Linked DNA regions of Mus musculus: regions 2 and 3 are each linked to region 1. A link is a loop called in an ENCODE intact Hi-C map of the cell type or tissue named here. Cell type or tissue: heart. All regions are shown on one strand. Links, peaks and the distances in the headings refer to the core of each region. The heading gives the core; the rest is flanking DNA. Region 1 has its middle 22 kb from the start of Gm39748. Region 2 overlaps Cd46 (CD46 antigen, complement regulatory protein). Region 3 holds the start of Cr1l (complement component (3b/4b) receptor 1-like).

Region 1 (8,197 bases), core at 1,974-6,973:
GTTTATTTATTGGGCAATTGCTCTCTCTGGTCACTTTATAAAATGATAAAACGCATGAGGTTGCAAAGACAGCCTGATCTGAATGAATTGTCATTTATTTATAACTGTAAACGCGTATGATAAGATTATAAAATCATAATTCAAACTGCAAAAAAAATTTAAGAATTATCTACATAACTGATGGCATACACTTATATTTAGGCACAAAATACTCAATATAGTTAAGATCTCCAAACTGATCTACAAGTTCAATATAAGCCTAGTTAAAACTCCAATAGACATTTTTTAGGTAATTAACAAACTTATCCTAAGGTTTGTATTGAAATGGAAGCAATGCAAAGTAACCACAATAATGAGAAAAACAAAGTTGGAGTCAGGGCTGTGATAAATTCACCTCCAGTAAATATTTTCATTCATAATTTTTAAATAAAATTGAATGTAAACAATCACAAAATAATATCAAATATTAAATAAAATTAGATCAAGGCTGCAATCATCTAAGTATAATTCTTAGCAAATAGCTACTATAATTAAGATAGTATGAAGCAAGCACAAAGTCAGATCTGTGGAACAAAGTGGTGATCAAAGGAGTCAAACTGTAGTGATATATTATTAATATTTAAATTTTTTATTTATTTTTTCAAGACAGAATCTTACTATTATGTGGCCTTGGCTGGCCTAGAACTCACTATGGAAACAAAACTGGCCTCAAATTCCCAGAGATTTGCTTGCCTCTGCTGGAATTAGAGGTGTGAACCATCAAGCCTAGCCTTCAGTTTATGTTTGATAAAGTACAAATGACTTCTTCCAGAAGATAAAAGGATGCAGTTAAATCACCTACAAAAAAAAATTATGAAGTCAACTGAGTTCTTACCTTACCCTGTACCAAAGACTGATTCAAACTGGTTCATCCATCTATATATAAAAACTAAAACTGTAAGAAAATATAGAGGAAATATTAGTGACCTCAGGATAAGATTATTTGGGGGGAGGGGGACAATTCTAAAAAAAAAACACAAGAGAAAATATCAACTAATTAGATTTCATCAAAAGCTTAAGATTTCTAGTCTTCAAAGGGCATTATATGAAAAAAGAAAATGCAGGCTGAACATGCCTTTAGCTTCAGCAGTAGAGAGGAAGAAGCAGGTTGTTCTCTGTGAGTTTGAGGCCAGCCAGGTGTTTATGATGAGTTACAGGCCAGCAAGGGCTATACCGTGAGCCATAAAATAAATAAGATCTAAATAAATGTCTAAATAAATAAATAAGATCAAAGAAAGGGCAAGCCCCAGGCCAGGAGAAAACATTTGCGATTCATATATGTGACTCCGGACTCATATCCAAAATAGAGAGAGAATACTACAGTTCACCTAAAGAACAAAAATCTCAACTGAAAAAGCAACAATACATTTAACTTATAGACATTTCTAAATCTTCTATTAAGCATTTAAAAAGATAGTCAACATGGGCTGGAGAGATTGCCCAGAAGTTAAGAGGACTAGAGTTATAGACAGCTCTAAGCTGTCTTGTAAGTGCTGGAAATTGAACCTCAGTCCTATGAAAGAACAATAAGTGCTTATAACCTCTGAGCCAACCTCCAGCCCCAGAATTTAGTATCCTAGAAACTATTTTCAGGTTTTAAATCCTAATGCTAATGAATTTGCCCTTAGAGTTATTCTGAGGCTATTGCTGCTTTGTCTACTGGCAAGTGTAATCAGGCTATAAGAGAGAATGAATAAGTCTGCCTTTGAGCCATCTCCAGATTTCCCAGGAAATGGGCATTTTCTTACTGAGACCCAGAATAGCAGTGGTCACTGCTCTACTTTTCAGTCAGTAACCAGACAAGGGCCTGATAGCAACTGATCTAGTCTTCCTTCTTTCATAGAAATGTGCTTGTTGACAGAAAAAGGGGGTTTGAGGAATATTTTTCCCCTTTCTTTACAAATGGGGAAACTAAGACCTAGAAAACTCGTGGGGTGCCTAAGCTCACAGATCTCAAGTCTCCTACCACCTAGTTCAGGATTCATCTCAGGCTTAGTGCACTCTATCTCTCCGAGCTTTGAGATAGATGACATGTGAGGAGGACAGAGGGGTCAGTCCTCCAACTCCAGAGAAATACCACAAGAAAGGACCTCTGTATAGTAGAGTATAGCGGTCCTCTCTCTAGCAAGTCTGTCTACTGTCCATGCTTCCTTCCCAGAAAGTTCCATGGCTTCACCGCTCAAGTGCCTTTTTTGGATCTATTTTTCTGAGAGACACAATGCTTGCCCATGAGCTTTGATCCTGCAGGCAGGCACTGGCAGCTTTTGTTCTATTATTCACTGGAGGGTGTACGCTGAGTTGTCTCTCCTTATTATAGGCCATGGCTCTGCTTGCCCACCACCTCCTCAAGGCCACTGGATAATGTCCATCAATATGTCAGTAGCCAAAACTGGATTTGAGATGCCTTTTGGCAAGGGATTTGTATTATTTCAGGTTATTTTCTTTGGAAGAGTGTGGGAGATGAAAAATGAACATAAAAATGGCCAGAGTGCATGTAAAGATGATAAAGGCATGTTTCCTCTGTCCAGCTGAGTGACAAGCTTTTGGATCTACATCTTCCCCATGCGCTGTCATAAACTGCTTCATGGTAGGGACATATAGAGGTACATGCATTTTGTCAGCAAGCAAATATTACAGAATGAACTCACATACACATAGATGGTGAAGCTTATCAATTAACACTGCCTTTGGTATGAGACCAGTGAACATATGGCATATGAAACTGACGCTGGTAGAACATGTGCACTTTTTAACTGTAAATTTAAAAAGGAAGAATGAACTCTAAAATAATAATTACAAATAGCATAAATCATTAAGATAGCCACTCATCATCAGGTATTATACACTGAACTTGATCATGTGCACTTTACGTTGTGTAAGGTAGTTAGAACTGTTCACTCCATCTCGACAAGTGTGAGTGATGAGCTGCATCATGACATCTAAATGGCTACAATATCCTTGAATAATATGAACATTTCAGCTCTGTCACAGTCCTCAGGACCACTGCTATCTGTGAGTTCATCAGTGGTTGAAGCTTCACTGTGGAATATGTAACTGTGCATGTGTTGCCTTAAGCCTAGTACATAGTGAGACTGCTATTAATGATCCCTAAGTAAACATATACAACAAGGAAACATCTTCCAAGTCTCAAAGTCTCCAAAACACAATAGAAGAACAAATGCAGTGGATATCAGGAAACCTGGGATCTAATTCCAACCTTATTATAAACTTGCTGAGTGATCAGTTAGTGCCTTCTATCTGGATCTCAATGTATCCCTTTGTGCAACAAGGGCACTGTGCCAACTTGCCAATGAGGTCATCTTCTTGGATATTTCCTGAAGAACACGAGACAGTGTGTCATCATAGTGAGGGCATGCCATGAGCCTTACTCACCCACAGTGCCTGTGATGCTGTTATATAGTAAAAACCCAGGCACCTGTGGTCACTGCCAGTATCGGAGAAAAGGGGGTATCTTTGAATAGAATGCATGATTTCTACAAAAGTGATAAAAACACTTTTGAAGTTGTTTTTTATTCTCCAATTTACTCAAACAGGTCCTCCTGGAGAACTGGATGATGACCATCAAAGGGATCCAGTCTGGGCTGGAGAAAGTGTGAAAAGGGGGAACGCTTTAGAGAGGCCATTTCTCAACTGAATGCACTCAAAATTTCAGATGGAAAAAAATTGGAATACTCAACATGTTCTTAAAAGGGACAGAAGGTGAGTGATAATGTTGATGACTAATTGTCAAGTCCTAGGCTGGAGGAAACACATTTCAAAGTGACTGCTCCAAACAGAATACAATGGGACTCAAGAAGATCAAGCAAGAATAACTTAGAGTCTGGAGACAGGAGCCCTCAAAAGTTAAGAAAAGTGAACATGTGTGTGTTCCTAATTAACAGGACTTGCAATTCTCATTTTGTGGGTTCACATTTCCTAACTGAGCCTTACACGTGGTTGGGGAGACCTTTCTGCTAAGCATAGGCAGGTCCTGGGTCATGCCTCAACTTCAACAAGTTTTGCAGAACTCTAGCCTCTCTGGGCAGTGTCTCTCCTCACATTATTTACGCCTTTACTGCGAGTGAGCAGAGGTAACATGTACTCTGTATACTGGCCAGGAAGAATGCGCGGGCCAGCTCTAGTCTTCATCTGGACATATTGTCTCTTGTAGCCTCCAAAATGAGCAGCTATTGGGCCCAGTGCCCTCTCAAGGCCAGAGATGGTCCAGGCCAGGAGGGGCGAGCAGCGTTTCCCGTCACTGCTCTCACCTGACTCCAAAACAATGCAGAAAAGGCGGGTTTGCGTGGCACTTCCGTCTAGTTTCCCTGCAACTCGCTCCTCCTGGCTTGCATGGACCTGGAAAATCACTGCGTTTGGCCGGGCGCCTGAAATAAATTTGTGCATTCCCAGCCACCAGCCATTGCTCCAAGCATCCACCAGAGGGTGCACGCGAGCTACAGTGCCCACCAGGCGGTCTAGGAGCTGCAATTTGCGCCTGCGCAAAAGGCCAATACAAGTCTGTGCTGCTAGCAGCTGCTCTAAATGACTCTGGGGTCCCTGGCTGGAACAGTAGGACGATTGTGGGGTTTCTAACCAAGAATCCCTTATCTTGGTTTCTTATTGAGAAACTGAGACGTGAGAATTTGAGAGTAAACCATAGAAGGGCTCTCCTAAACCAATTTGGCCCTCAAAGTTCGTTCTGGCTTTCACTTTCAGTTCCAGTCCAGGCCATCAGCAGTCTACACCTGCCCTGAACTGCCCCATCACCAGCTCTCAACAGCCATCTTGGCCCTCAGATCCCCCCTGGCCCTGGATCCCATCTCAATTCTCACCACTCCTCCCCTGAGGCCCTAAACCTCAGTCTGGAATTTCAGCTCATGGAAACCCAACCCCCATTTTTAGACCCACCTTGGTCTTCTAATCTGCATGAGCAAGTTGCCTCAGTCTTTTGCTCACAGAATCCCACCAACCTAAAGGTTGCAAATATTCCAGCTCATGATTACAGCAAAGAAATAACCTTGGTGATTCACAGTCAATCACTCAGAAGGAGGTAGAGCAAATCAAAGCCCCCTCACCCCCACTCTCACCACCCCACCCCCCACCCCAACCCCCCACCCCCTATTGAACCTTTAGGAACCTGGTTGGCTGTCTTGGCTCCTAGACAAAGTCCACAATTAAATAAGCCTCGAGGTCGGTTGCAACATCTGCCCGTATAACAGGCAATTAGAAGATGCATTTGCTAAAAGTACCTACCTCTTCAACAGGGCCCAGTAGGTGGCTGAAAGCATGATGAAAGCTCAGAATTTCTGTCTTCATTTCACTTTGTCTCCATCTCCTGCTCGATCCAGTTTAGGAGTCCATATACCTAATCTGTCTCACCCTCTTTTTAGGATAAAGATATAAAGGAACTTATTGTCCAAACTACAGTCACTTTGGATTTTTAAGATCAAATCCTTTTAGAATAGACTATTCTATCCCCACCCTAGGATGAGAATGCATCTTGGAGCAGAAATAATCATTTGCAAGACAAACATTGCTCCCCTCAAGTGATGTCAGCCCTAATAATTTCTTCACTTTTCAGAACAAGAACTAAGAAGAATTAAGTGTGGGACAAGCATATGTAATTCTAGCCCTTGGGAGGTGAGGCAGTAGACAATAATAATCAACCGGGTTACATCTTTATGACTGCTTAGTGGTATTTACTCCTGTCCTAATGTCTTCTATTTAACCCTAAAGATCCTGTCAATGTCCTGAAAATGGACTTGGGGTTCACTGGCCCCTTTATCTGTTCCTCTTCCTAATGCTTTAGATAAATCTGTCCTCCTCCTCCTCTTCCTCCTCCTCCTCCTCCTCCTCCTTCTTCTTTTCTTCCTTTTTACTAGTACTCTAATTAGTATATTAGAGTGTACCAGGCTTAACATTTTGCTACTACTGGAGCCAGGGCCTTTCCCCTAAATGCCAGTTATGCCCTGATTACTTTAAGAAAAAAACAAAACTATTTTAGCTCTTCTCCATTTCCTAGTTTTGATCATTCAACTCCAGGATCCTAGCCTACCAAATCTCCACAATGGGCTAACTCTTCTCTGTCTTTTTGATATTGGGCAAAGCACCATTTCTTCTGGGAAACTTTCTAGGTCTGTACCTCTCCTGGAAGCTCTTCCAACACTGTGTTCCAAGGACACTCAGCACTTACTTCTATTTATTTCTCTGGCCCTCTTCTTCCCCCCAAACAACTAATTTATTTGTCCTCAGAATCTAAGGAGTGCACAGCAAGAAACCCCCTCAATACATGAGTGGATGAGATTAACCTTGAGGTAGGGGTACACATTTCAGCTATAGCCTACCAGAGCCTTTTACTCTTGTAGCTAAAATAAACTGATTCATAGCACAGAAAAGCCTCTGCTTTGTGGCAGAGATGGGAAACCAAGTCTCAGAATGGAAGCCTGTTCTGTTCTAGTTCTTGGCAGAACATTATTGTTTATTGCTTTTGCAGCCTGAAGGATAATTTCCAACACATTCTTCTTATTTCTGTAGTGCAGAAAGTAATTTCTAACCTACATTATTCCCCATGTTCCACTCATGGAAGGAACACTAAAACAGACATTTCAAACCATACATAGGGTCTGACAGAGGTTGAGAGACTGCAAATGACACTTCAGCCAGAGCAGCTACATTTAAATTTTTTATCTTGGTATTACTTTTGGAAATGAAAAGAAGCCAAGGACTCTGCTTTCAAAAATGTTTTTGTGGAGGAGGGTGTGGGTGTGGGGCCTGTGTATATGGAAACTCTCTGTACTTTCAGCTCAGTTTTGTTATGAACCTGAAACTGGCCTACAAAATGCAGTTTAATGATTTTTGTAAGTGTTTTGGAGTCTATGGAACCAGAGAAGTGTAGATTAGAGTAGCTGAAGGACTGTGATCAATTGTTAACTACTGGTGTCTCAAGGCTGTAGCCAGACCTCAGTGAGACACACATAGGATTATAACTTCTCAACCTAGAAAGTTCTTTCTTCTTCTGTGGGACCTACATGTGATGTTGCCAATAGCTTCTTCCCCATAGCAGTTAAGTCTGTTTCTATTGGTTATATAAAGGCAGTGAAAATCTTTATAAAGTTACTCTGTGACTTATTTGAAGAAGGAGAGCTCACTATTGTATGTAGATGTTTTCCTTCTTGTTTTGGTTTTAGTTATTATTTGGGCAGGGTCCTCCCTCTTCCTTTTTTTGCCCAGTCTGATCTCAAACAATCTTCTGTCTCTGTGCGCCAATTGCTGGGATTATAAATCTGTGCTTCTTCGTCCAGGAATATTTATTTTTAAATATTTATCTGAAAATCTAGATTTTATTGATGTTGCAAATGTTCTGCCATCTCCATCCCCTAATCCTTTGGCTCAAAGAAGTCCTAGTCCTAGTCTCTGATGTCTGTGATTACATTGTATTATCAGGCTGAAGGACTTTTATACCTGTGATTGCAGTAAAACTCTTAAGATGCACCAAGTCCCTGCTCCTAGCTTAAAACCAACAACTGATAGTTGTTGAGGGAACCAACTGAGAGTCAGTTTTCTTCAGAGAATCAACGTCTAGTACATTGCCTGTCTTTGTGGATGGCCCCACACTCATATACTTATAGGAAGCTGTAATTGGACTCAATCGATTATCAAGAAAAAAGAAAAACTGGGGTTATTAAGTTAAGAGAGTCTGGGAGATTGGAGATGGAGAAACAGGGTGGGCATAATCAAATACATTACACATGTAAAAATCTCAAAGAATATAGAAAATGTAAAAGACTCTTGAGATGGAGGGATTACTGTATGTGGGCCTGATGTAATTAGAAGGTCCCTTAAAAGAAAGGGGTTGCAACTTTAAAGTATGGATAGGAATTTGCTGATGAAAGCAGAGTACAGTAATTCTCTGTGAACAAGACATAGATTCTCTAAAACCCAAGACAGGCCAAGAAGAATTCCCTGGAGCCTCCAGAAGAAACAGTCTTGCAAACACTTTTAGACAAGTGAAACTCATGTTGGACTGTAACACCCAGAACTGTGAAGCACTAAATGTATGCTGTTTTATAGTCCAAAGTTTGGGTATTTTTTTAATAGAAATAAGAGGGAAATGATGCATACCCATGCTTGGGTACCTTAACCCTAAACCCCTCAAAGA
Region 2 (8,197 bases), core at 2,026-7,025, 160 kb after region 1:
ATATAGACATTAGCTCATCGTATCCTGTGACTACAGTTTCTTGTGCAGACATCGGAATAATAACCTACTTCACTGGAATCTTGGAACAATTGAATATTGTGACTCTGGGGATACTCACATTATATTTGCTCTATTACCCCAAAACAGCCAGGAGCCATAAAAAAATATGCTTGTATCTGGAAGCCAAAAAGTTTTTCTGGGGAACCTGAAAAATACAGCTCTACTCTTTGTCTCCTTTCAAAGATGACAGTTGTGACATCAGAGGAAATATACAGCAAAAATGCAGTACAATGTGAAACATAGCTTGTGAATCTTATTTTTAGGTACATTTTTAAAACATACCTTGTTTTGTGTTAGAGGGTTATCTGTATAATACAGTGTTAAGATACCAGCTTTTAAAAAGACATTAGGGGTTAAATCAAATTGCTAGCCTACAGGGTCATGGGATAGAGAGCAGGAAGGAACATACTCTTTTTGAATAATACTTGTGGAAGAGTTGTCCTGGCACAGGTGACTTACTTGGGTTCAGTTGTTAACATCTCATAGGTCATTGTCATTGTCTTGAACAAGTGACATATCTACCGACACTATGCATCTTGGGAAATTACATAAATTCAAGACATTACAAATGTACATATGTTGAATGGATTTGGTTCTTTTATTTCATTGTGTATGATGATTTCTAATGACTAATGTGAAGTCACACAGGAAACAAGCTTTGCATTGTTTTTGTCTGCTCAAAGTGTTGGCTGTATGGCTGTCATCTGCGTCTGACAGGCAAAATGATTCTCAGGGCTGAGGCTGGTTCTTCTGACTGCACATCTCTGCTTTCTTCAGTGAGATCCTCTTCTTCTGGAAGCTGGTTTCACATGGTGGCTTAGATTTTTCCATCTTTGTATCTAGCACCATTTGAAATCAGTGTTTTAGGAGTAAGAATTGCAGCACAGCAGAGGGTAGACTACAGAGGAACAGCTGTACACAGAACTGGCTCTCTCCTTCGAGAAATCAAGGGAAGACTTGAATAGTGACATTTGCTCTTGAGTCTGTTTGGTTTAGAGGCAGTGATAGTGAGAAAGTTTTTGTGTTCAGAATGTATAAGGGTATAATCAGGAAGTGGTCTACTTTATTCAGCATTCCATGGGTGGAAGAGGGTTCCTTGGGCCTGCACTGTTCATTAATTGTAGCAAGGAAGGGGTAAGAGCTCTGTATGTGGAGGACTGCTTCATTCACATCAGTATGGCTCGTCTGAACCTGGAAGATCCATGGAGCACTCATTCAGTCCTGGTTGCAGCACAGCTGAAATCAGACTGTCACCTGCCTTGAGATTCAGACCTGAAGAACACCACCAGTCGGTCCATCTCTTACACAGGCTGACCGATTTCTCCTGGTGTTCAGAGTCTGTTTTTGTCTAGCACCATTTGAAATCGGTTATGATGTAGGGGGAAGAGCACCAGCCTCAGAACCTTGTGGTGTCAGCATCAGCATCAGCCTATCACTTCCTACGTGGGCAGAGTGGAAAAGGAAGATCACAGTTTCCTAACTTCTTTAATTCGTATGTATGTGGCTGCCAAGGTTAGAGATCACTTAGTGGGGGGTTTTAATTGTTATAATTTATTGTTGTAAAATATTCTCAGTTACAATTTCTGACATGTAGTACTGTTATAAACTAAGTACTGTTAAACGTTGGCTTTAATAAATAATTTGCTACATTCAATCTATCATGTCTGTTTTATCTACTATTTTTCATTCATAATTCTATGGCAATGAGAAGTGGTCCCTGGAAAGTTAATTTGCTGTGCCAATCATAAGGAATTGGAAGTAGGTTGCTGCATGCAGACATTAAAAATGAAGGTCATTAAGACAGGAATGAAATTCTAAAGATGAAAGATTAGCAGAGACAGAAGGTTGGAGCTCTAGGCTGAGGGATGTTACTAAATGGGAAGACTATTCTTGGTTCCAAGGGAACTGTGGACTCTGACCCTCCTCCTGTCAGTTGCTGCAGGGAACTTACTTAACTGCACTGTCATGTGGCCCTTAAAGGGGAGCAGGCTAATTTCAGTTGTATTTGTAGCAGAGGGAGTTCTACTTTCCACTGATAGTTTATTTCAACCCTTCAGTAGGCGGTGAAAAAGTTCTATAAAACTGTTCAGAGATTTGCCAGCATTGGGGGTGGTGGAGGGGCAGGGTTCATGATTGGGGAACTTTCAGGAAGAAAGCAGGTGGCCCCTTCCATAGGAGTTGCATAGCTAACTATGAACTACCTGCAGTACAATTATTTCAAGCCAGTAGGTTTTAATAACTAATGGCAAATCAGCTGCTCAGGAAGCTTCTTCTAAGCCTTCATCCCAGTTGCCTTACCCCAGATGGCTGCCTTGCCCATTTTGCTGGAAGTGGGAGGCTGTTGGAGAATTTGCTGGAAAGACTTCCCAGCGACTATGATGCATCCTGCAGCTGCAAAGCTATTTCAAGCCTTTGATTGAAGAATCCATGTTCTAAGTCACATCTAAGGATGTGCTGGTAGGAATAGCTAAGTCCCTCAGCTGTATTTTTTAATTTACCCCACTAAAGTAGGAGACTGCAGCTCCTCTAAGTATGACAGATTGGGTCTGTGGTATTAACTACACATTAAGTCTTTAAAAAAAAAAAAAACATAGCTACTCTGTCCAAAGCTCCCAATTAATTTGTACTGAAAATTTGATTGAAACTCCCCCAGGCCATGATTCTGGCTCTTTAATGAGTTAAGTGCTAGAAAGTTGAATTTAATATCAAAGCACAAAAACAATGATTTAAAATTTATTTCCATTTAGAAAAATCATAATATTCTCATTGAATACTTAAACTTTGCCATATCCTGATGTCCTGAGAAGCAAATTGAAACCAGAACACCTCTCAGTTATTTTTTATCTGGATGCTTATAGCCCTTTACATAAAATTGTCACTCTGGGATAATTTTTCATAATTGGCTAGTAATGTAGGTTTTTTTTTAACAGCACCCTCCTGAATCAGATTTATAAAACCATGCTGTCAACCCAGGTATAAAGACTTTTGTTAAAGCATTAGTTTTTTAAAATTAAGCCTTACCAGACTTTTTAGAAGTGAATACAGTGTATTTTTGTTAACTGGGGGAAGAAAGATCTGCAACCAGTTTAGTAGATCAAATGAATTAAGTTTAGTCCCTAGCATCTTTAAGAAGTTGGTCTAGGCCTTCTGTTTGGAAGCTGGCATATAGTCTCAGGAATAGATAGCACATTGATATTAACATACTTTTAAGGGAAGCCGGAGATAAATCTGTGTTTGATCTGGGGCACATTCTACCTCAGTACCACATTACTGTGGCTTTGGTCACCAAAAGAGTGATCCTCAGGTTCAGGTCCCATTCCTGCAAGCAAATACTATTTTAGCTGGCTTTAGAATGGGGCTCAGATGAGTCTATTGTAGAGCCAAGGCTGAGAGCCACTTCTCTATTTCTGAAAAGACCATACTATTTTGGTCATAGTTATGTGCTGCCAGTTAATATGTTAGTGCATAAATTTCAAGTCAGTACTGTAACAAATTAGTACAAATGTGATATCTTAACACACACAACATTCTTAACAGGTCTGAATAGCAGAAATATAACATTTTCACTGGATTAGAATCAAGGTACTATCAGACACAAACGCTTCAGAAATATGAAGGAAAAGTAGTTGTCTTGCTTCTTTCTGTAAACAGGCTGTGTTCTTTGCCTTGCTCTTTCCCTCAAGCTTCAAAGGCCAGCAGGATCTCATTTTGCCGATGTGGCCACAATGTCTTCTCTAATCAGTCATCACATTTTAACAAAATCACAATGTGGTTAACCTGCACATCAGTTTGAGAAGTATATTGATTGCTATGGGAGCCTACAGAAGGAATTCTTCATGGTTGAAGCTCACCTCGAGTACAGATTTAATTTTTTTTTGAGTAGGCATTGCAGGTGGAGGTAGGTAATCAGATTAATTTTTTCCAAGCACCATACTTAATATGTTCAACTAAGCATTAGATACGCCCTAAATTCCCAATGAACTCCAAACACTAGAGTTCCTGTTTATAGTGGTTCAGCATTGCAATGTACAACAGTTTTCAGAGCTATTCCTCACATTGGTCTTAATACCTGTACTCAGGTTTTACTGGGTTTTGTCCAGTCATGTCGGGAATCAAGGTGGATAGTTTTTCAGCATTGTCTGTGTGGCAATATGTTCACCTGCTGTATGTAAACAAGCAAGAAGGGAAATTATGCATTCACTTGTTCCACCAAGTATTATATATCCCCCATATTTAAGAAGTGAGGAACAAAAAAATTAATTACTACCTTCACAAAAGCAGAAGAGAGCTACTGTTCTACCTGATCTAAAATAAAATTAATGACAATGTCACAGTGAAGAGGCAGAAGACTGTCAGATACTTAAACAGTCCACAGGAGGGCAGCAGTGCTATGATCTCAAAGGCTGACAGCTCATTTTAGGGTAATCTCAGGATGAGCCTAGAGAGCCTAAGCATACTGATGCATAAGGAAGAATAGTTGTGTATTGGATTCATTCAATTCTGTTCTTAAATAGGCAAATTATTAAACTATGAAAAATCCAGTCTTGGTTAAAATGTTAGCTCTCTGGTAGAATTGCTTATTTCCCTTAAACCTTAAAATTAGGATGAATATTCAGGTTCTTTTTGCCCCTGAGTCTTTCTAGCATAATTCAGACAATTTACTGTTGGTTACTGTAAAAGTCCTTTCTGTATATTTTATGCCAATTAAAAATATGCTAGAGTCTCATGTTAATTTTCTAAAAATGCTTAGTCAATGCAATTTTCATTCTGTGTTTATATTGTTCATAAACATTACTATATCATATTTTAAAACTACAATTTATCATTGCTTATTTTGACAGACATCAATACTTTTAAGCAAACAGTTAATAATCTGTTAATGACTGTTTTCTTCCCAGTGCTAAGGAATGAATTCAGGGTCTTGTACATGCTGAGCAAGCTTTCTGCTGAGCTTCATCCCCAACCCATGAACAACTTTAAGTTCAAGTCTTTGAAAATTTGGTTTTTAATAGGTAGAATTAAACTCTGATTTTCTTTAAGCTGTTATCCTCTTTATATGGAGAGTTGACTGTCACATTTTTATTTTCACATAAAAATCATCATGTCCTATTAGTTACACAGGTTTTACTTTGTTTTTTGAGACCTATGAATACGTTCAAGTGATATGAAAATTACATCTCCTATTAGGCACATGTATACAGACTCTTAAATGTGGCTAACTTAAGGCTAACCAATAAAGATAAAGAACCTGAGGAGTTAGAGCTTCACAGGACTGGTAGGACATGCATTGGCGTTAGAGGTACATGGATTTAGAGAGAATATTAAGCATTTCAGGTGACAGACTGAGTGTGGAAGGCACAGATGTGGTTAATTCACAGCCATTATGTGCAGTGAAAGTGTGAGGCATGGGGATAAGAGCTCCAACTGGACAGGGTTTGGTGTCTGCTTGGAAATGTGACCTTCTTCCTGCAAATACCATGTCACAGGCAGAACATTCTGCTTAGTACACAGGCACTCATGGTTGGATACTGAGAACCCTTGGTGAGCTGCAGGGGCTGAAATGTGAGGTTATAGTAGAGAGGTTAGATACAGATTGTATTTATAAACACAGATTTGATTTACACTAGAAACACACACATTACCACAAATGAAGCTCCTGCAAATATATAATTTTGCGTTTGCCAGACTTGAAGATCCAGTTTTCAAAAATGGAACAGTAATGACTTCCACACATGAGATTTTCATCTTGCTGCAGATACATTTCTGTAGTTAAAAGAACATTTCAAGTTCAAATATGCCTTTTTCTCTGCCATGTGGACAATTTTTTAAAAAGCACTTTTCCTCATATTTATATAACTGACAAAGTATTTGATAAAAATAAAATGTATATTTATACAGACATGTGTCAAATATAAATAGTAATTTGAAGGTTAAATTTGAAGCAGATCAAGCTATAAAGGTAAATTTATTTTCAAAATAAAATATTTGATTGAAAATATTTTAAATTAAGTTTTAAAACAGTAAAGCCATTTCTTGTCTTTAAACAATTAGTAGTTCTTTGTCTTAACTTATCTTTGGCCTCTTTTTTAAATGCTATGATTTTTAAGTATAGCACCGTGTATAGGTACAACTGCTACCTTTTTCTTTTTTTAAGAATGTGAAAATGAGTACAGATTTCAATTTTTCTTAATCAAATTCCTAGGTGGTTTTTTTGTTTTGTTTGTTTTTCTGTCCAAGAGTTATCTTCCTGAAGTATCCACTTGGAGGGTAAAAGGCTTGGAGTTTCACTCAGAGTGACTGTAGGTGTTTATACTCAAAGCAGGGTTCACCCTCGCTCAGTTTCAGTTCGGACTCACAATCTTCTCAAGGGGATGTCTCCTTGGCCCCTCTATGCTACTAAACATAAAAGTGAAAATACACCTCAGAAAAGGCAATTCATCAGGAATGACGGTTTCTTCTCTCAGCAGTAGTTCCTCAGAGCCTGAGTGGGCTGGGGCCTGGTGGAGGTCAAGCTCTGTTCTACCTGAGTATGACCTGCCTCCAGAGCTCCTTCAGTGCAGCTGACAACAGGAGTGCCACTTACAAGGGGGAAGGAGCAGGTATTAGGGGAGACAGGAGAGAGACCTAAGGAGTTACTGAGTAAAGGTGAGTTCCAGGCTTATCAACTGAAATTTCAGGATTCTCACTCACTCAAGTATGTAACATTAACTCTAAAATCACATGCCACCCAGCAGCTAAGCACATTTGGCAGTGCTGTTCAGTGTTTACCTCTCAGCTACTCTATTCAAAACAATGTAAAAACTCAAAGAACAACATTTTGTAAGAAAAACAGGTTTATATAATTTTAATACTGGAGAAAAGCTATATAGTAAATCTCTTATGTTGGAAATCAACTTTATGACAAATCAAGTATTTTTAAGACATCTTGACTTTGAACTGAGTATAGTATCTGTGCATACATTCTTCTTCTTCTTGTTTTTGTTTTTGTTTTTGTTTTTTCGAGACAGGGTTTCTCTGTATAGCTCTGGCTGTCCTGGAACTCACTTTGTAGACCAGGCTGGCCTCAAACTCAGAAATCTGCCTGCCTCTGGCTCCCAAATGCTGGGATCAAAGGTGTGTGCCACCATGCCCGGCTCGCATACATTCTTCTTTTCCATACATTTTTTTTTCTTCTCTCTTTGTTTTTTTGGGGGGTGGGGTGGGGAGGGGTGTCTCATTATGTTGCCTTGGCTGTAACTCACTATGTAGATGAGACTGGCCTCAAACTTAGATCTGCCTGCCTCTGCCTCTTGATTGCTGGGATTAAAATCATGTGCAGGATGATCCTTATGTAACTTACAGCATGACCTCTAAATTTGGGGGTTAGTAGTAATTTTGTTATATGATTTCTAAACAACTATTTTCCTAACAATATTTTCCTATGTATTCTTTGGTACCAAAAAAAAAATTGTAGAACAGCATATTCAATGCTCATATGTTTGGGTCAAGTAGAAAAAATAATGCTGAAATTCACTGGATTCTTGACTTTTCTGCACTATGTTGTGGTATTCCTCAGGTATCAGTCTTGACCACAGTTTTTAATAAGACAACTTACAGATGATAAAATAATTAAATCAATCAATATTAATTTAAGTTATACCAAGTAGTATCTAATGGAAAACAAAGAAAATTACTATTATGGAAAACAAAACATGAGTTATGCAAATAATACTCATTTATGGAATAACTCTTACCTCTCACAGGATGTAATTAAAGAGAAATCTTAGATGAAGTAAAGAAAATCATGCATATATTTTAAAAATTCACAAGTGGAAACAGTTAAATAAAAAGCACCTGGTCAGAAGCACGTAGACTTTTAAGATTAATGTCAAGCAGTATGTTGCTTCCAAGAGGAGAAAGTGAACAAAGGTGATTGGGAAGAGAAATGGAGACGTGTGTGGACTATGCTAATTTGAGACATGTCAGTGATCTTAACTTATTCTTTTGTATATGTGAAAGACTAGTCTGACTGAATAGCAACTGAATAGCAAGCCCTGGAATCGGTCCTATCTTTGCATCCCCACTGCTGTGATTACAAAGCATGGACCAGCACACCTGGCTTTTTATATTGATCCTGAGAATTAAACTCAGGTCTTCA
Region 3 (8,197 bases), core at 1,926-6,925, 250 kb after region 1:
GTTAATCTCTCTTCCCTTAAAATGCTTCTTGTCAGGTATTTGGTTAGAGCAATGAGAAAAATAACTAATATCCCTCTGTTGTAATAGATTGCTTTTCTCTTGCTCCTTTCAAAATGCAGTTTAAATGATCTCTTTATATTTAATCTGTTTAGAGTTCTTATAGCTTCATGAATCTAGATGTTCATTTTCTCTTTATGTTTGAGAAGTTTGCTGTCACATTTTTTTTAAAAAAGTAAGCTTTTTGACTATTTATTTTTCTTTGTTCTTTCAGAGAGTACCAAGCTATACCAATATGCTTAATGATGGCTCAAAATGCTTCCCCTTTTTTAGTTCATTAAATTTTTCTTCTCTTTGTTCAAACCTTTGTGTGCATTCTCAGTTTACTCATCGTATTCCTTGACTGTGGAATTTGTTTTAGTTTTCATTTGTTTTATTTACTGTATCCCTGCATTTTCTGTGTTCTCCTGCAATTCACAACCTCCTTCAAAGAAGTCATCCTGAATTTTTGGTTAAGTATCTTTTGAGCTCCTTTGTCAGTTACAGCTGCCATAGTAAATTCATTTTGTGGAGCTATGTTTTCCGGATGAGCGATCATCCTTTTGCTTATGCATTGGTTTGTTGTACCTTAAAAGGTAGGCAGGCTATCCAATCTTCACAAGCATTTCACAAGTCACTGTGCTCTAATGAGATCTACGAGTTTGTTTACTGTTGGGAGTTTTCAAACATATTGGTATGTTGCCTACTTCAGAAATGTATAGGATCTTCCATTTCTTTCCAATTATGCCAACACTTCCTATTGTCTTCCTTTTAGAGATATTTTTGTAGGTAAGGCAGTATCTCAAAGTGGTTATAATTTGTATTTTGATGAATATATGCAGTAAATGTCTTACTTATACACCATTTATGCATTTTTTTTGGAAAAATGTTTAATCCTTCCCTCATTTTTTCTTTTGTTTTGAGACAGGATCTCACTATAAGCTGACTGGTTTGGAACTCAATATGTAGACCAGACTGGCTTTGAATTTACAGAGCTATGTCTCCCTCTGTTTCCTGAGTGCTGTGGTTAAAGACATACACCACCACCCTTGGCTCAAAGATGTATTTCTTCTTTTTAATTATGTGTATATGAGGGTTTGTGTATTTACATGTAGTACCAGTGAAGGCCTGAGAGTGTTTCAGTTCCCTGGAGCTGAGTAGTTACAGGCAGATGTGGGTGCTAAGAACTGACCCCAGGTCCTCTGCAAGGGCAATATATACCCTTAACAGCTGAGCCATCTCAGCCTTGCCTATTTTAAAATTATCTGTCTTTTCACTGGAATTATAAGAATTCTATATTAGGGAAACATCTTTTTAAATTCTATGCTTTAGAGATAGTTTTTCTATTTGTGTTATTTCAAAAGTGTTCTTTGAAAAGCAAATGTTTTAAAGTTTTTGAACTTTCAAATACCATTTTTATTTGGATCTTGATAAGAACACAGATTTAGTTCATGTCCTATAGTTTAACATTCAGAATTTCACTCTGTGTTGAGTAATGAGAACTAACATTAGCACATACTTTGTGACTTTATGCTTGATATGTTCAAAGAGGGATTTCTGAGGTTGAATTGTATTCCCTAAATGATATGGTCATCCTGTAAACTCCTGTTCCCTGTCAATGTGACATCATTTGGAAATAGGGTCTTTATAGATGTAGTTAAGCTAAATTTAGGGTCTTTAGAATGGATCCTAACCCAACATAACTAGTATCACTATGAAAAGAGAGAACACTGAATATAAATACATACAGAACAGAAAGAAAGTAATCATGTAGATGGACACAGAAATTAGAGTTGTGCTCTACAGACATAGAAGGCCTAAAGCTCCCAGAAGCTGGAGGAGGCAAGAAAGATCCCACCCCTAAAGACATCAAAGGGAACAGAGTCCTGATAACACCTTATTTTGAACTTTTAGACTTAGAATCAAACTCTTAATAATTTTTCTTGTTTGAAAACACTCTGTGGTACTCATGTCAACAACCTTGGTAAACTAATAAAAGCTGTAAATTTAAGGCCTGATCTTCCTCGGAGCTCCCTGGGCTTTTCTTTCTTCTAGCAGCATCCACTCTGAATTTCAGAAGTCTGTGTACTTAGACTGCACTATCTCAACCAGTGAGTGCTTCACTTTCTATGTTTCCATAGTTAGAGACATCCCCTAAAGGCTTATAGATTAAAGGCGTAGTCTCACAGGCTATGATCTTATTGGGATGTGGTAGAATCTTTAAGAGGTAGGCCTTAAGGGACAAAATTAGGACACCAGTGACAATGCCTTAGGAGAAGATATTGAGACCTTAGCCCTTTCTTGCCTCTCTTTTCTTTATGGCAACTATAAGGTGAATGGGCCTTCTTCACCATGTTCCTGCTGTAATGGACCAAAGCCAGAGAGTCAAGAGAACATGAACTAAAACTTCTGTAATTATGAGTGAAAATATAACTTTCCTTCTTTTAATTCATTACCTCAATTATTTTATCATAGTATTGGAAAGCTAACGCATGTGTTATTTTGCTTATTCAACAGGGATAACAAATCTTTCCCACAAAGTCATGTTATATCTCTATTCATTTTAATCAAGAATCAAACAATTATGTTCAAGCCTTTTAAGGATAGGTAACATTGCGATGGCATTGCTTTGCTGTAGAACAATTATATTGTTTAAATATGTCTAGCATATTTAAAGTCTTAAGTTCAATCTGTAGCACAAACACAACAAAACACAACACAAACAAAAACCAAATAAGGAAGTAATAGATTAGATGTCTTTCCTGAGATTTGACTAGAAAGTAGTACTGCTATTCCAGAACTCTTGAATGAAGAGATGTTGTTGCCAACTCACCCTTGATTACAAGTATAATTAATACGGGATCCAAACTGAATGCCTGTGTGTACATGTACCAAGCCATTCTCAGGATCTGAAGGAGTTTTACATTGTTTTCCTATGAAAAAGAAACAGAATTTTGGAACCAAGTACAGTAAACTGAACTTTCTGTAGTTTATGAATTTCTAACCTGATTATAACTTACTGTAGAATATATATATTTGTAATACTTCAAAGTTTTTGCCACTTTGGGGAAATTCATCAGACACTAGCTTCCAAAAGAACTCTCATCCAAGTTTTTTCTTATTTTCACACAGTGGCTCCCTAAAACATGAAGCATTCTTCTAAGTATTCTAATTTATTGGCCTTAAAGTCTGAACATTTTTCATCTCTTAGTTATTAAATACACTTTGTTTCAGAATCATTACTTAATGACACTTGTGCAAAGTTAGACACCCTAAGTGAAATATTCTGATGATATTTTCTCTTAAGCATGCCCTGTGACAATCATTCTTATTAAATTTATTAACAATTGAGAAGACAGAATCACAGTTAAAAAGACTTGACTGACAAGAATGATGATCCACATGTACTATATACCTTAGATAAGATTACTAATAATGAGTCATAATCTAAAATCCAGACAAACTGAGGCCGACTCTACTATTTGGCACAAAGGAGCCTCTTCTGCAGTTACTCACGTATACACTTATCTTCAGCACTCGTCCAGGTTGAGTCTTGTTTGCAGGTGATAGAGAACTGCCTCTTGATATATCCTGGGAGACATTCATACAACAAATATGTTCCAATGGGAAACATGGATTCATCAGTTAGATTTATAGGTTTGGCAGAAGGAAGCTGTGATGGGGCTGGGCAGTGACCTGTTGAATGAGACACAGCAACATTACATTGGATAAAAGAACTTGCATCATCCCTCATACTCTCAGTTCTCCAGCTAGCTACAATGGACCATGCATGATCCTCCTCTCTGGCACTCAGGAATGGATCAGTACTATGGTCAACGGGGAAAAAATAATATAATTTAAAAAATGAAACTGCATTTCATTTTGTTAATGTACTTTCCAATACATATTTTGATTTAACTTCTAGACTCAGTTATTTTCTTTTAAGTCTTAGCAGCATTAATTATGTGGCAGAGAGAGTCAAATAATATGTAACCAATAACTATATGTTGGAAAAAAATCATTTTCATTTAACTTTGGAAATACAATAAAAAACAAACAATGCAAAAGACTTCAAGGAAGTCTTTCTCTTAGAAAGTTCTGATTAAGGAGAAAGGAAAGGGAAATTAGAACTTTCATGGTGGGTAAAATGGGCACTCTATTTTGTTCTTAACCATCAGTAAAATTTAATATGTAAATTCTACAGTCTTTTCTACTTGCAAATATTTCATTGCACCTTGAGGCTTGCTAGCTTTTCAAATCTTACCTTGGAGTGGGAGTGGAAGGACCTTCCTTAAAGTGGAAGCTCAAGGGAGTTAATGAGGATTTGGGGTGGGAGATAAAGTACACAGTCTCACTGTGTGAAAACTGTATCCCTGGGCCTGTTTGTCTAGGCCTTCGGAGAAAGTGCATAGGGAATGTCTCAAGATAGAAATAAATTAAGGAGCTGAAATTGGGTTAGATATTTGATGGCACCTATTAAATACCAATACCACGAAAGACATCAATATCTCCATTTCACAGATAAGGAAACACAAAAATATTAACTTTCCTCATAACCAAATTCTAGGATTAGAAATTGCATCTCTCAATATTCCTGCAACCCCCTGCTCCCCACACCGTTTCTCTCACTACATTCAGCACAGAAAAGCACAGCGTACAGCTAATAAAGACAAGCAGCTGGGAGACCACGCGTTCCTGCCGGCTGCGTACGACCCAAGATCTGGGTAGAGGGCGCCCCACGCTCACCCATGGGAAAGGGGCGCTGAGCACTCACAGGCAGCCCAGACCAGCGTTGGAGTCTGCGCAGAGCCTATTTACCGCGGGTTCCCGGTGAACCGTGTGTCCGTGCTTCCCCAGGCCTCCCCGCAGCTCACCCAAAGTAAATGGCAGCAAGAACAGCAGCAAAACTTCTAGCTTGACTCCTCCCCGGCCGAAGGCTACAAGGAGCCACACCGGATCCAGAGGCTCTGAACTCCGAGAAGAGACCTCCATTCCCCTCACACCGTTCTCAAACAACGTTTTACGGCAAATGGTGTAGAAAGCAGTCCCACCCAGAAATGGCGCTGGGTTCCGGAATAAAACTTCCTCTAGCTGGGCTAGGCGCGGTCTTGTTTACTCCAAGCCCCTGGGATTTCTGTGGAATTACCCTTGGGAGATTGATTCAGCAATGCAGAAACTGGTTCAATACCTAGTAGGTCAGCTCCAGGAAGTTTTCCACTTGCAGGAACCTTCGACTCCAAAGAAAACAAGGCATTATGGGAACTCGGTTTGCATATAGCCCGGCCTTACTCCTTTTAAAAATCTGCAAGGGTGGAGCCTAACCCTAATCTGCAACAGTGAGCTGACAGTTGCATACCCTGTCTAGTATACAGTAAGAACCTATTTCCTTATGATGAATTCGGATGTAACGTGCCGCTGGAAACAAAAAATGAAAGGTAAAAACCATAGCTCTCATCTTAAAAGGATTAGGAGTTTATTCTGAAGCCATTTTGAGTGATCATGACCCTGGAACAATGATATGGTCACCCCAAATTTCATGGAAGCAGTTTCATAAAGTTTTTGTGGTTTTACAGAGCAGAGAAAGTCACAAATTAAGGCAAGTTTAAAATATATTGTTGGGTACATACAAGAAGCAGGTAGTGGAAGCTTTTCTATAGGCTCAGGATGACTCTAATGGCACTCGGCTTTTGTATTGGTAGAAGCTAGTTGCCTGATAAGTCAGTAGATTCTAAAAGGTTGTTTGTGGTTTTGTTTGTTTGTTTGTTTGTTTGTTTTGTATCTATTGTATCATGATGTTAGTTCTGACTTAGCCCAAGATAAGGTAATTATTGGTCTCTGGACCAGCAAAATTGCAATCTCTCCAGAGTACTGAAATTCTAATCAGCCAATAGTCTTTGCAGAAACAGTTAACTTTCAGGAATTTCCTTTCACAGTCAGACGCAGTTTCTTTCCGGAAGTTTTTGTTCACAACCATGTCAGTGCTATTCAGCCTAGACCAGGATAGTGCAGTAATGAATCAGGGAGCGAAGCCAGGCCTTGCCATCATCCAAGTGAGATTTGATGGCAGATGAACAATTAATAAGTTTTCAGAAATGGAATAAACAGGATTTGCACTGAATTTTAATTCCTTTCTTAATACTAATGAGAGAGAGAGAGAGAGAGAGAGAGAGAGAGAGCCCTACTCAGAGATTGGTGGTAGTGCTTCTAGAAATAACAAATATAAAGAGCCAAGTTTGGGGAATAGAATTAAGAACTCAAATATTCCAAGAGAGAAATAGGACATGCGAACAAACATGTCCACATTCTGTTTTCAGAACCTGTGATAGGTACTTTATACGGCAGGAAAAGAAATGGCTAATTAAATTAAATCAAGAACATTTAAGTGGGGAGGTAATCCTGTCTGCCAAAGTGGGCTTAATAACCCTAAGGAACCTTACAGGAACATAGTCCTAAATCAGAGAGGAAGAACAATGAGGGCAGAGATCAAAGTTGCTGCCTCCAGAGAGCAAATGATAGCAGCCTCTAAAATGTGGAACAAATAAGCAGATTCTTCCCCGAAGCTTTCATATGGAACCAGTCCTGCTAGCACTTTGGATTTAGAATTTAAGTTATTCTCGAAAAAGTATGGAAGAAGTTATATTGCAGGTAAGTATACTTTCTTGCACCATATGCTATCAGAATACACTGCTATCCCCACATTGTTTGGAGGTTACATTTTAGCATCCACTTTCTTCCCTGAGTCCTTGATGGGTTTAGCTCCTGGCTGATATTTACTTCCAACAATGCTCCTCTTCTCTCACTCCTCATTGGCTTCAAAGATTACAGAAACTTTTTTCCACATGCTTGGCTTCACCGTTCCTTAAATTATCTTTGCCTATGATCTTGTCCTCCACTCTACTATGCCACCAAGGCTCATGAGAATATCCTAGAACTGTCATTATAACTGTGTCCTCTCCATGAGCTTAACTATCCCTCTTAACCACAAGTCCTACCCTTCTGGTTCACTCCCAGTGTCCTGATTCTCAAAATCTCCATTTCACAGTGTCTGCAAACCCATAGACCTGCCACAACTGGTCTCTTGCTAGATTAAGTTTGTGCTCCATCCTTACAGTCACCATTTTATATACACCTTCACTTACAGTACTTATTGGACAGAACAACAAAAATTTCAATTCTCTATTATTTTGCCTCCATTGCTCTAACGCTGAGTGTGGCTAGTGAAAAACGAAGAATTAGTGACAACTGGTCTTACTGTAAGGGACTGTACTGACTGGTTTTGTGTGTCAACTTGACACAGGCTGGAGTTATCACAGAGAAAGGAGCTTCAGTTGGGGAAGTGCCTCCATGAGATCCAGCTGTGAGGCATTTTCTCAATTAGTGATCAAGGGGGAAGGCCCCTTGAGGGTGGGACCATCTCTGGACTCATAGTCTTGGGTTCTATAAGAGAGCAGGCTGAGCAAGCCAGGGGAAGCAAGCCAGTAAGTAACATCCCTCCATGGCCTCTGCATCAGCTCCTGCTTCCTGACCTGCTTGAGTTCCAGTCCTGACAACCTTTAGTGATTAACAGCAATGTGGAAAGTGTAAGCTGAATAAACCCTTTCATCCTGAACTTACTTATTGGTCATGATGTTTGTGCAGGAATAGAAACCCTGACTAAGACAGGGTCCCTGATTCTCTGAAGAATGATACTGCAGTCTCAAATAATATGTAAACGCAAAGAGTGTTTTATTTTGCAGAAGTTCAGCATGCTGGGGTCTACCATCTACAAAGATAGAGCGATCCCAAAGTGAGCTCCCAGGCCTGTTTTAAAGCACATTAGGGGAATTCCAGGGAGGGTTAGGTGACCTCTATCTTAATCTTGGCTATCTCTAATGATACTCCATTGCTGGGACCTGGAGGGGCTAGAAGCTGTTGCTGGAGAAGTCTGGAAACTTGCTGAGGAAGTCTGGAAACTGCTGCTGACCCATTGTCCTTGCTTCAGGCCAGGTGGCAGGGCAGCTTCTGAGGCCTAGACTTGCCTGGATTTGCCCAGTTCTTGGAAACAGAGATTTAGGCCTCGTCCCCTGAACTGCCAATCTGAAGCTTATCATGGAGTCAGCCTAGCCTTCCCATTACTTTAATGACAATTTATTTCATTTCGATCCTTGTGCTAGGATAACAA

The links. Hi-C counts contacts between places; a loop is a spot of excess contacts. Peaks named below come from ENCODE experiments on the same cell type or tissue, not always from the same donor. Only the 100,000 strongest peaks of a DNase experiment are listed, where the experiment ranks them.
Region 2: a loop joins it to region 1, with 2.0 times the contacts of the local background. A loop is called at or near these places in 4 of 42 quality-filtered maps.
Region 3: a loop joins it to region 1, with 2.7 times the contacts of the local background. A loop is called at or near these places in 3 of 42 quality-filtered maps.

The regions. Positions count from the first base shown.
Region 1 is chr1:194,875,259-194,883,455 of GRCm38, forward strand. No RefSeq gene overlaps it. Among named protein-coding and RNA genes, the nearest start is that of Gm39748, 22 kb to the right of the region's middle. In heart, for the core only: no CTCF peak of the experiment used is centred there; DNase peaks (open chromatin) are centred at 3,383 and 4,533; H3K4me3 peaks cover 333 bases; H3K27ac peaks cover 915 bases.
Region 2 is chr1:195,036,191-195,044,387 of GRCm38, forward strand. Cd46 (CD46 antigen, complement regulatory protein) reads right to left here. Exons shown (of 11, transcript NM_010778.4): 11 at 5,048-5,823. The coding sequence ends at 5,802. It overlaps A330023F24Rik (RIKEN cDNA A330023F24 gene), which reads left to right. Exons shown (of 8, transcript NR_015566.2): 8 at 1-1,718. Mir29b-2 (microRNA 29b-2) reads left to right here and starts at 850; the gene lies at 850-930. It overlaps Mir29c (microRNA 29c), which reads left to right and starts at 1,357; the gene lies at 1,357-1,444. In heart, for the core only: a CTCF peak has its summit at 4,432 (motif pointing right); no DNase peak of the experiment used is centred there.
Region 3 is chr1:195,126,278-195,134,474 of GRCm38, forward strand. It overlaps Cr1l (complement component (3b/4b) receptor 1-like), which reads right to left and starts at 5,293. Exons shown (of 10, transcript NM_013499.2): 1 at 4,911-5,293; 2 at 3,553-3,732; 3 at 2,870-2,969. The coding sequence starts at 5,028. Gm32313 (a long non-coding RNA gene) reads left to right here and starts at 5,167. Exons shown (of 3, transcript XR_865921.3): 1 at 5,167-6,681; 2 at 8,190-8,197. In heart, for the core only: a CTCF peak has its summit at 4,766; a DNase peak (open chromatin) is centred at 4,824; H3K4me3 peaks cover 2,375 bases; H3K27ac peaks cover 1,730 bases.